2 separate regions of the Homo sapiens genome follow, and region 1 is linked to region 2. Evidence: read pairs that join two places in POLR2A ChIA-PET (ENCODE). Cell type or tissue: K562. All regions are shown on one strand. Each heading gives the region's core, and the rest is flanking DNA. Links, peaks and the distances in the headings are about the cores only. Region 1 overlaps NHERF1 (NHERF family PDZ scaffold protein 1). Region 2 overlaps USH1G (USH1 protein network component sans).

The links. ChIA-PET counts read pairs that join two places held together with the same protein. Peaks named below come from ENCODE experiments on the same cell type or tissue, not always from the same donor. Only the 100,000 strongest peaks of a DNase experiment are listed, where the experiment ranks them.
Region 1: POLR2A ChIA-PET joins it to region 2 with 5 read pairs; 5 of 35 experiments call an interaction of 5 or more read pairs at or near these places.

Annotation. Positions count from the first base shown.
Region 1 is chr17:74,758,062-74,763,429 of GRCh38, forward strand. NHERF1 (NHERF family PDZ scaffold protein 1) reads left to right here. Exons shown (of 6, transcript NM_004252.5): 2 at 3,951-4,112; 3 at 5,306-5,368. Among named protein-coding and RNA genes, the nearest start is that of SLC9A3R1-AS1, 11 kb to the left of the region's middle. RefSeq lists enhancers at 1-31, 32-779, 780-1,526, 1,527-2,274, 4,927-5,368. In K562, for the core only: no CTCF peak of the experiment used is centred there; DNase peaks (open chromatin) are centred at 923, 2,163, 2,440 and 2,880.
Region 2 is chr17:74,912,046-74,917,354 of GRCh38, forward strand. It overlaps USH1G (USH1 protein network component sans), which reads right to left. Exons shown (of 3, transcript NM_173477.5): 3 at 4,038-5,309. Among named protein-coding and RNA genes, the nearest start is that of USH1G, 8.6 kb to the right of the region's middle. In K562, for the core only: no CTCF peak of the experiment used is centred there; no DNase peak of the experiment used is centred there.

The DNA of each region.
Region 1 (5,368 bases), core at 193-5,192, 150 kb before region 2:
AATGGGGCGTTGGCCCCCAGGCTCCCACAGCCTTCCCTGAAGGGAGGAAGGAGGAGCAGGGAGCGGCCCTGGGCCTGTTCCCCAGAGACGGTCACTGGGATTAGGGTATCGACTTTCCCCAGCTTTCCAGGTGACTGCTGGTGGCGCCTATTGAATTCCGTGCCCGCCATCCGCTCCCTGGACTGCGTGGGTGGAGGTGATGGGGCGGCCACTTAGGGCGCGGTGAAGCTCCCTGGGGGAAAGGACAGATGAAGGGAGGAAGCCTGAGGGTGGAGGAGGCCCCGGGAGAAGGGTGTGGGGGCAGCTCTCCGGGCAGGGTCTTTTCTGGAAAGCCAGCCAGCATTTTGTGAAAGTGAGAGTCTCCAGCCTGTCCAGCCCTGGGTCACCCCGGCCCAGCTGCGCTGCCCATCGGCTGCATGGCCTCATGTTCCCTCCTGTTGATTCTGGCTCTCTGCCAGTCTCCTCTCTGAGCAGATCCTGATTTTGTCTTGAACTTGGGTCTCCCAGGCTGTCGTCGTCACTGGAGGTCCCACTTTGCCCTCCGGAACTCACTGGGGCTATGTTCCTTTTGAGTCTCCTCCTCCCACCATGCTTCGGACCCCTCTGTAGCTGGCTCCTCCTAAGATCCTGGGGGCCACACACCAAGCCCAACATGCCTGGACGTCACTCCCATTTATCCCCTTTCCCCAGAGGCAGAACCCAGCCCTGCCCCAGCTTGGCGGTGAGGGTCCAAGAGCAATGGTGGCTGAGCTCGGCCAGGTACCCCACACCTCCCCATCTTCTCCTCTCAGTGCTGGGCCTGGAGACCACAGGCCAGGCCCCACAGATCCCCAGGGGGGCTGCCCCAAGGGACTCCCCTGCCAGCCCCAGCCTCCACCCAGGCTGGGATGGGCTGGCTTGATGGGCTGACTCAGCAACTGGCACTGACACCTCCTGGAGACAGCTGGGAGGCTCCTGCTAGGGAGGGGTGAGGAGGAACAAGGCTGGTCTCCCTTGAAGAGTGGGAACCCCCCTTCCCATGTGAGGGGAGGAAGTCTCTAGGGACTTGGGAAGGAGGCTCTGCAGGTGCATCGGAGCTGTCTAAATGCTGGTGGGGTCTACCGGGGGCTTCCCATCTCCTTGTCCAGCCACCCCCTCAGGTCCTGGAGCCGCCACAGAGCCACATCTAGACAGAACAGTGGAGCAGGTCCCAGTGCAGGGGAAGGAAACAGAGGGCACCTGAGCCCCTCAGGCTGGGTACCCTGTTTCCCCTTGAACTGCACGACTTGGTGCTGGCAGAGCGGAGCAAGGCTCAAAGCAGGCCCTGGAGCTTTGGCACCATATGTCACTAGGCGAGGGGCACTGGGCTGAAGATCAGTAAGGGAAGCCCACAGCACAGAGACCAGGGCCAGAGGATGGGCATCCCAAAGGCAGCTAGCACAGCCCTGCCCTGCCAGCCGGGGGGGGCGCCCAGAGCCACCTGCCCCCAGTCCAGCCATGCCCCTGCCCTGTCACCCACACCAGGCTTCATCCCCCAGCTCAGGCTGCAGCTCCAGCTGCGAGAGGCCCTGAGCGCCCGGAAGGAAGGCTGTGGTAGGTTGTGGTTTCTTCAGCTCCCAGCCTACCTCCAGCAGAGGCTGCAGCCGATGCCCTGGAGAGAGCCCCTGTCTGCCCTCTGCTGCCTGACTCCTGTTGGGTCCTCACCTCCCAATGGGTTGCCCCATTCTGGACTTGGATCCTTAAGGAGCACCCTGCAGTGTGGTGGAAGGAGGACAGGTTCCAAGTCAGAGACCAGGGTTGGAGTTCTGGCTGTGTGATGTCAGGCAGTGGGCTCCACATCTCTGAGCCTCAGTTTCCCCATCTCAAAAACAGCTGACAAGCCCCAGTCAGGTTGTTATGGGAAGGTTTTTGGGAGCGCAGGGACGGTGGAGGGAGGTTGGAGGAGGTCACTAGAGCTGCCCCCTGCCTGTCCTGAGATTTCACCCTCCCCACTTTCTCAGGGTGTCTGGCTGAAGCAGAAAGCTGCGCCTGTCCTGGTGACGGCGACTGGTCAGACTTGTTTCTGCTCACCTAGGCGGCCCGGGGGAGGGCCTGGCTGGGAGCTTTGTGGAGGGATTAGCTCTAGGGGAGAAGAGCCTCACTTACTCCCGGAACAAGATCCCACAGGGCTGTGGGAGTGCCGGGGGGTGAGCCTGGGGCAGGTGACAGCCGAACTAGCTGGGAGTGGGCCCTGCAGTGAGGCAGGGGGTGGGCCAGGGAGAACAAGGCAAGAGGAGCTTCATTCAGGGTTCCTGAGCCTTTGTGAGCCACTCACGTTTTTACCACTCACTTAACCGTCTTTGTTGTTGGGGTGAGGGGTCCTCGAGCCTGGATTTGGGTATGAAAACCCAGGCAAGAAAGACCTGCCCAAGCCTTTAAAGGAATGCAAAGTCATCCTCTAGCCACCCCCAGAGATCGAAAGGCTGGGGATTGAGTCTCCTGCAGATGGTGGCGGCCTCCTGGGGCTGGCAAGTTGGGACAGAGGCCCATAAGCCCTCCTGGGCGCGCCTTCCCACCCCTCTCGGCCCTCTCCACTCCCAGCTGGGGATTTGGGTTTCAGAGCAGCCTGGCACACACACCCCCACCCCACCAGAATCTCACTCCCAGCTTCCTATGACTATTCATTAGTATTCACAACAATGGGAAAGTCTGGGTGTGCACAGGGATTTTTTACAGTTAGAAAGTGTTTAAGTCAATGACCTCACTGGGCCTCAGCAACCCTGGGAGGCAGATGGCAGTCAGAATGATCCATAAATGACCTGCCCCAGGTCACACAGCTCCTAAACAGGGGAGCTGGAACCTGGCTGGGAGCCTTGACTATCCACTGCTCATTGTCTGATGTGCTGAGTGATAACACAGGGCCAGCAGGCTGGACAGCAGCCAGTGGCCCTGCACCAGGCCTGGAGGAGGGGGAGAGGGACAGGGACTCAGGCGTAGTCCTTGGGCACAGGCTTCGGCTGCCTACACCCATATTCCCTCCATCATACTGTGTGTCCAGGCCTGCAGCTTCTAAGCTGAGCTGCTTACTTTGGACCAAGCATGTTGGAAACTGTTTTCAGCTGAGTCCAAGCACTCGAAATCTGCGTGTGCCCTTTTAGTAGGTCACACCCTCCAGGCCACAGCCACACTGGGCTCCCTTTAGCCCAGCCCTGCTTTTCCCAGTCCCCTCCCCATTCAGGCTCCTCTGTTTCTGGGGTCTCTGTGCTTCCGTTGCCACCTCTGCCCTTGGGCAGCGGTGTCGGGGGAGGAGGTCCTGGAACGCCTGAGGATGGCCCCGTCTTGTCCAGGTCCCCTTGCTGTGCTGAACAATAAGTTTTTGGTTATCTGCTCCTTCTGGCTCCCTTTTGGCTGGGCCATTCGGCTTGGTGGGGGTGAGAGAGAGTTCGAGTATATGGAGGAAGGCTTTACTGTAAACACACTGACCAGCTTTCAGTAAACACCTGCCTCTTCCTCCCCTGCTGCAGAGAACGGGGTACAAAGGGGCTGGGGGTCCTCAGTCATATGCCCCAGGTCCCCAGCCAGGCTGACGGGTGCCACACTCTGCCCCCTCTCCAGGAGGGCCAGACTGAGCCACCAATGGGGAGGGATAGAGGCCCGATCAACACAGCATGTGATTCACCTTAGACTGTCAGAAGGGACAGGCATGTGAGAGCTAACCTGGTCCTACCCCTCATTTGGCAGAAGAGGAAACTGAGGCTTGGACAGAGCAGTGTTTTATCCACATCACCTAAGCAGTTAGCTGCGGTGCTGGGTATCCACACAAGTCTTTTGAGTCCTGGGCCAGAACCCTCTCAAATTGCTGTGTAGGGATCTAGGCAAATTTGCATCCTCCCAAACCTTCCTTGGTTGGGGAGATGGGGACAGGCAGAGGACAGGGAAGGCAGAACCTGGGGCACTGTGGAATAGCCATGGACCCTCCCCTGTCCCTGCAGCGCGAGCTTCGGCCTCGGCTCTGTACCATGAAGAAGGGCCCCAGTGGCTATGGCTTCAACCTGCACAGCGACAAGTCCAAGCCAGGCCAGTTCATCCGGTCAGTGGACCCAGACTCCCCGGCTGAGGCTTCAGGGCTCCGGGCCCAGGATCGCATTGTGGAGGTGATGCTTCTCGCTCTCTTCCTATCTGACTGCCCCCACCCCCTGCAGATCAGCAGCACCTGGGGCAGCCATCATACCATCATGGGCTTGATTAGCCCACGGGCATAGCCAACCTGGAGCTGCTGGATGGATGGGTGGATGGGAGGGAGGGAGGGAAGGGTGGTGGATGGATAGACGGAAGGACAGATGGACTGACTGATGGACTCTTCTCTTACCTCCACTCCCCTGGACTCCTCCTTGCCAAGCAGATACAGTGGGCAGCCTGTGATTCACCCATCGATCAGGGAGATGTCTGGGGCCATCTCCAGAGCTTCCCTGCTGCCAGGCACACAGAGTGGGGTGGCAGTAACAAAACCCCTCTCCTGAGTTAGGCCTTTATTTATTTAGTTTTTTTTTTTTTAAATGGAGTCTCGCTTTGTTGCCCAGGCTGGGGGAGTGCAGTGGCACAATCCCAGCTCACTGCAACCTCCGCCTCCTGGGTTCAAGCGATTCTCCTGCCTCAGCCTCCTGAGTAGCTGGGATTACAGGTGCCCACCACCACGCCTGGCTAATGTTTGCATTTTTAGTAGAGACAGGATTTCACCATGTTGGCCAGGCTGGTCTCAAACTCCTGACCTCAAGTGATCTGCCCGCCTCGGCCTCCCAAAGTGCTGGGATTCCAGGCGTGAGCCACCTCACCCGGCCCCGAGTTAGGCTTTTAGACTCGTGCATTCAGGGCTCTGGTGCTGTGCTCCTGGGAGAGGAAACGTGAACCAAATGCTCAGGCAGGTCCCAGAATCACAGTCTTAGAACCTTAGAGCTAGAGATCAGCTCTCCCAAGACTTCTCATTTTACACGTGAGAAAACCAAGGCCCAGAGAAGGAAGTCGGACAGCAAGTCCTTACCCAGGCTGGGCCCCACCCCGGCCTCCCAGCTCGCTCCCATCCCATCTCTCCCAGCTGTGTTTGTTTAGTCTCGTCTGGATATTTTCGTTGGCCCTTCCCATGTATCCTGCCTCCCCAGCTGACTGTCAATGGGAGGACCCCCAGCCTAGTTCAGGACTCTGCAGAAATGGCGGGGGTCAGTATCCCCAGGTTGTGAACTGCAAACTGGCTGAGAACCAAGGTGGTCACCCCTGCCCCCAACCCCCCTCCACTTACCTGCCCCAGAACCAAGGCCTGTGTCCGTAACGCCTCCCCGACCCTGCCCTGCAGGTGAACGGGGTCTGCATGGAGGGGAAGCAGCATGGGGACGTGGTGTCCGCCATCAGGGCTGGC
Region 2 (5,309 bases), core at 310-5,309:
TAAAGGATTACAGAATATTGTTAAACGTTTAAAGGCTCAAGGCTTAGTAAGGAAATGCAGCAGTCCCTGCAACACCCCAATTCTAGGAGTACAAAAACTGAAAGGTCAGTGGAGACTAGTGCAAGATCTTAGACCCATCAATGAGGCAGTAATTCCTCTATATCCAGTTGTACCCAACCCCTATACCCTGCTCTCTCAAATACCAGAGGAAGCAGAATGGTTCATGGTTCTGGACCTCAAGGATGCCTTCTTCTGTATTCCCCTGCACTCTGACTCCCAGTTTCTCTTTGCCTTTGAGGATCCCACAGACCACACATCCCAACTTACATGGACGGTATTGCCCCATGGGTTTAGGGATAGCCCTCATCTGCTTGGTCAGGCACTGGCCCAAGATCTAGGCCATCTCTCAAGTCCAGGCACTCTGGTCCTTCAATATGTGGATGATTTACTTTTGGCTACCAGTTCGGAAGCCTCATGCCAGCAGGCTACTCTAGATCTCTTGAACTTTCTAGCTAATCAAGGGTACAAGGTGTCTAGGTCGAAGGCCCAGCCTTGCCTACAGCAGGTCAAATATCTAGGCCTAATCTTAGCCAGAGGCACCAGGGCCCTCAGCAAGGAACCAATACAGCCTATACTGGCTTATCTTCACCCTAAGACATTAAAACAATTAAGGGAGTTCCTTGGAATTACCGGCTTTTGCTGACTATGGATCCCCAGATACAGCAAGATAGCCAGGTCCCTCTATACTCTAATCAAGGAAACCCAGAAGGCAAATACTCATCTAGTAGAATGGGAACCAGAGGCAGAAACATCCTTCAAAACCTTAAAGCAGGCCCTAGCACAAGCTCCAGCTTTAAGCCTTCCAACAGGACAAAATTTCTCTTTATACGTCACAGAGCAGGGATAGCTCTTGGAGTCCTTACTCAGACTCGTGGGACAACCCCACAACCAGTGGCATACCTAAGTAAGGAAATTGATGTAGTAGCAAAAGGCTGGCCTCACTGTTTAACGGTAGTTGCAGCAGTGGCCATCTTAGTGTCAGAGGCCATCAAAATAATACAAGGAAAAGATCTCACTGTATGGACTACTCATGATGTAAATGGCATACTATGTGCCAAAGGAAGTTTATGGCTATCAGACAACTGCCTACTTAGATACCAGGAGCTACTCCTTGAGGGACTGGTGCTTCAAATATGCACATGCGTGGCCCTCAACCCTGCCACTTTTCTCCCAGAGGATGGGGAACCAATCGAGCATGACTTTTATGGTCCAGACTTATGCCACCCGAGATGATCCCTTAGAAGTCCCCTTAGCTAATCCTGACCTTAACCTATATACCAATGGAAGTTCATTTGTGGAGAATGGGATATGAAGGGCAGGTTACGCCATAGTGAGGTAACCATACTTGAAAGTAAGCCTCTTCCCCCAGGGACCAGGGCCCAGTTAGCAGAACTAGTGGCACTTACCTGAGCCTTAGAACTGGGAAAGGGGAAAAAGAATAAATGTGTGCGGACTTGGAGAAACTTTACGTCTAGCTAAGGGATTGTAGATACACCAATCAGCACTCTGTGTCTAGCTCAAGGTTTGTAAATGCACCAATCAGCACTCTGTGTCTAACTCAAGGTTTGTGAATGCACCAATCAGCACTCTGTATCTGGCTAATCTGGAGGGGACTTGGAGAAGCTTTATGTCTAGCTAAGGGATTGTAAATACACCAACCAGCACTCTGTGTCTAGCTCAAGGTTTGTAAATACACCAATCAGTGCTTTTCGTCTAGCTAATCTAGTGGGGAGTTGGAGAACTTCTGTGTCTAGCTCAGGGATTGTAAACACACCAATCAGCACCCTGTCAAAACAGACCAATCAGCCCTCTGTAAAACAGCCCAATCAGCTCTCTGTGAAATGGACCAATCAGCAGGATGTGGGTGGGGCCAGATAAAGGAATAAAAGCAGGCTGTCCAAGCAGCACTGGTAACCCGCTGGGGTCCCCTTCCACACTGTGGAAGCTTTGTTCTTTCACTATTTGCAATAAATCTTGCTGCTTCTCACTCTTTGGGTCTGCACCGCCTTTATGAGCTGTAACACTCACTGCGAAGGTCTGCAGCTTCACTCCTGAGGCCAGCGAGACCATGAACCCACCGGGAGGAATGAACGACTCTGGACGGGAGGAAAAAACAACTCCAGATGCACCACCTTAAGAGCTGTAACACTCACCGCGAAGGTCTGCAGCTTCACTCCTGAAGCCAGCGAGACCACGAACCCACCAGAAGGAAGAAACTCCAAACACATCCGAACATCAGAAGGAACAAACTCCGGACATGCTGCCTTTAAGAATTGTAACACTTACCGTGAGGGTCTGCAGCTTCGTTCTTTAAGTCAGTGAGACCAAGAACCCACCAATTTCGCATACACTGGGACCACAAGTGCACACCACCAACCAGGTTAATTTTTAAATGTTTTGTAGAGATAGGGTCTTGCCACGTTGCCCAGGCTGGTCTGGAACTTCTGGGTTCAAACAATCCACTCACCTCTACCTCCCAAAGTGCTAAAACGTCCCTTTTTTTTTTTTTTTTTTTTTTTGAGACGGAGTCTCGCTCTGTCGCCCAGGCTGGAGTGCAGTGGCGCAATCTCGGCTCACTGCAAGCTCTGCCTCCCGGGTTCACACCATTCTCCTGCCTCAGCCTCCCAAGTAGCTGGGACTACAGGCGCCCACCACCACGTCAGGCTAATTTTTTGTATTTTTAGTAGAGACAGAGTTTCACCATGTTAGCCAGGATGGTTTCGATCTCCTGACCTCGTAAATGTCCCTATTCTTGATCTAAATCTTTAGGGAAATGAGTCATGAAAGTTGAGCCCCTACCATGTAATATTTTCTCCTCTTTGCTTGTGTTGAACATCCCCACAGGCTCCCTGGAGCAGCTCCTGCTCCTGGCACCCCAGGCTTCTGCCCTGGAGCCACACTGACCCATGGAGCCCCTCATCCTGCTGCCTCTGGTTCATCTCTGCTGGGATGCCAAAGTGCCCCTCGGCTCTCTGTCTTGTCATTCCTCACCCGTGTCCTCTTCTGGACCATCGCGGCAAGGACCAGTGAGTCTTTCCTGAGGTGGGTGCAGTGACCAGGATGGCCAAAGAAGCCGCAGGGAGGTGCGCCCCCAGGGCATGGCTGGTGGAATCCTGTTGTGTTAGCGCCCTTGGCAGCCTGAGTGTGAGGAGAGCATGGCAGCAGCCAGAGACCCGCGTTCTGGGTCTGACTCTTCCCCTCTGTGGGCCTCAGTTTTTCCATCTGTAAAGTGGAGGGAGGTGGCTTGGAACCCCTGGATGGTTGCTAGGCAACCTTCCTGCACCAACATCCTGGGGACCTTTCTGATTGATGCTGAGGGAAGGGAACTGTCTTGAACTCCCTTTGGCAGAAGAAACTGGCCCAGCAGCTTAGGCAATGGAGCAAGATGACTCCAGGGCCCTTCCTCAGACCTGACTGAGAAAACAGAGCCCACTAGGCACCAGCTTATGGAGGAGACTCACCCCTGGGAGAAAGCAGGGCTTCAAATCAGGCTGCCCACGAGCTGCCTGCGGTGATGAGGGACATGGAGACCCCTCTGGGCCTCTGGAGGGCCCTCATGGAGACCCCTCCAGAGGCCCAGAGCCCAGGTGACAGGCAGCAGCCTCCTGGAGTATGTTTCTGCCCATCTCTGGAAAAACCCAGGTAGGCACTGGTGGGAAGAGAGAACATGCATCCTCCTGCCCTCCGTAGCTGCAGGCCCTGGCAACAAGCCTGGAGGCTCAGCCATCCTCCTTGCTCAGGGGGACTCTCCTGCCCTAGTTCTCAGCCCTGCCTCTCCACCAGCTCCTAATTCTGGGCTGAGCTAGGAGAGCAGGTAAAGGCCTAGGGATCCCTGCAAAGATGCACAGCATGGGGTCTCGAAGACACTCCAGAGAATAGGACCCAGTCCTCACAAGCGCAGAGCAGACCCCCTCCCGCCCCCACCCCCACCCTTCCACTCTTCACTCTATCCCCAAAGCATTAAAGGACAAGACAGGTACGATACTGATAGAGAACATTCTCTACAAAAGTGGCAATGAGCCTGCAGGAGGGATTCGGGGTACAGTGGTGGGAGCACAGAGCCTGCTCCACCCCAGCACCAGAAGAACCAGGAGGGGCTGCGGCAGTAAACGGACGAGGAACAGGAGAGAAGGGGCAGCACCTGGGGCTCTGGGAGAAACAAGTCGGCACTTGGGGGTGGCCCCAGGCTCAGGCCCAGAGAACAGGGAGAAGAGCTGTGGTGGGCTCCAGATGGCGGTGGCAGGCAGCCAAGCCCTCAGTGTCCTGCAGTAGGACAGGGACCATCTCCTCCATGCCCCCTACTCTGGGCACATGTGTGGGAATGGGAACCCCCAGACAGACCAGAAAGAGGCCTTTGAGGGCTCTCTTTCCCCTGCCCCAGCCATGGGGGCCCCAGGAGATGCTGGGGGCTGAGGCCATGCTCCCAGCAGGAGCTGCTTCCCAAGCTGAGGTCAGGGATGGGGGGCCATGGCTGAGAAAGGAGGAGAGCACCTCTGCATGGGGTGCAAAGGGGCGCACACGTGTCAGCGGGCTCATCAGGGACTCTCCCACATCTGTGACCTCAGTCTGGCTGGAGAGCTTTGGGGGCATACGTCAGAGGACACATGCTGTGACCACCCTCTGAGCTGGCCTTTCCCCTGGTCTCACCACCATCAGAGGGCTGGGACACAGGTGAGCTCTCTTACCCCCGATCCACGCAGAATCACGCAACAGCCCAGTCCCTACCAGACCTGGAGGGAAACCTACCAAACACCACCCAACGTGAGTGTGCACACACGCACACATGCACACACACACACATGCATGCACACACACACATGCACACACATGCATGCACACACACAAACACGCACGCGTTCACGTGCACACACACGCACACATGTATGCAAGAACACACACACCCAAGCACACACCCGTGCTCACACATACCACATACTTACACACACATGCATGCACACACGCATACATGCACACAAACATGCACACGCACACAGCCCTGGTGACCTGGGGACAATCTGCAGTTTAGAGGATCCACTTTCTCCAGTGTCCACATCGCAGGACTTACCCACCCCAGGCCTGACACCCAGCCACACCCTGTTCTGCCTGTCCCAGGCCTGGGAGACTGAGGAGGTTGGCGGACACCTTTCTCTAGCCCAGCGCATGCCTGCCAGGCCTGGGGGCTATAATACTGCAGCCCATTGGTCTAGCACCTTGCATCTAGCGCCCTGGCCCTCTGGGGTCCCTGGGGG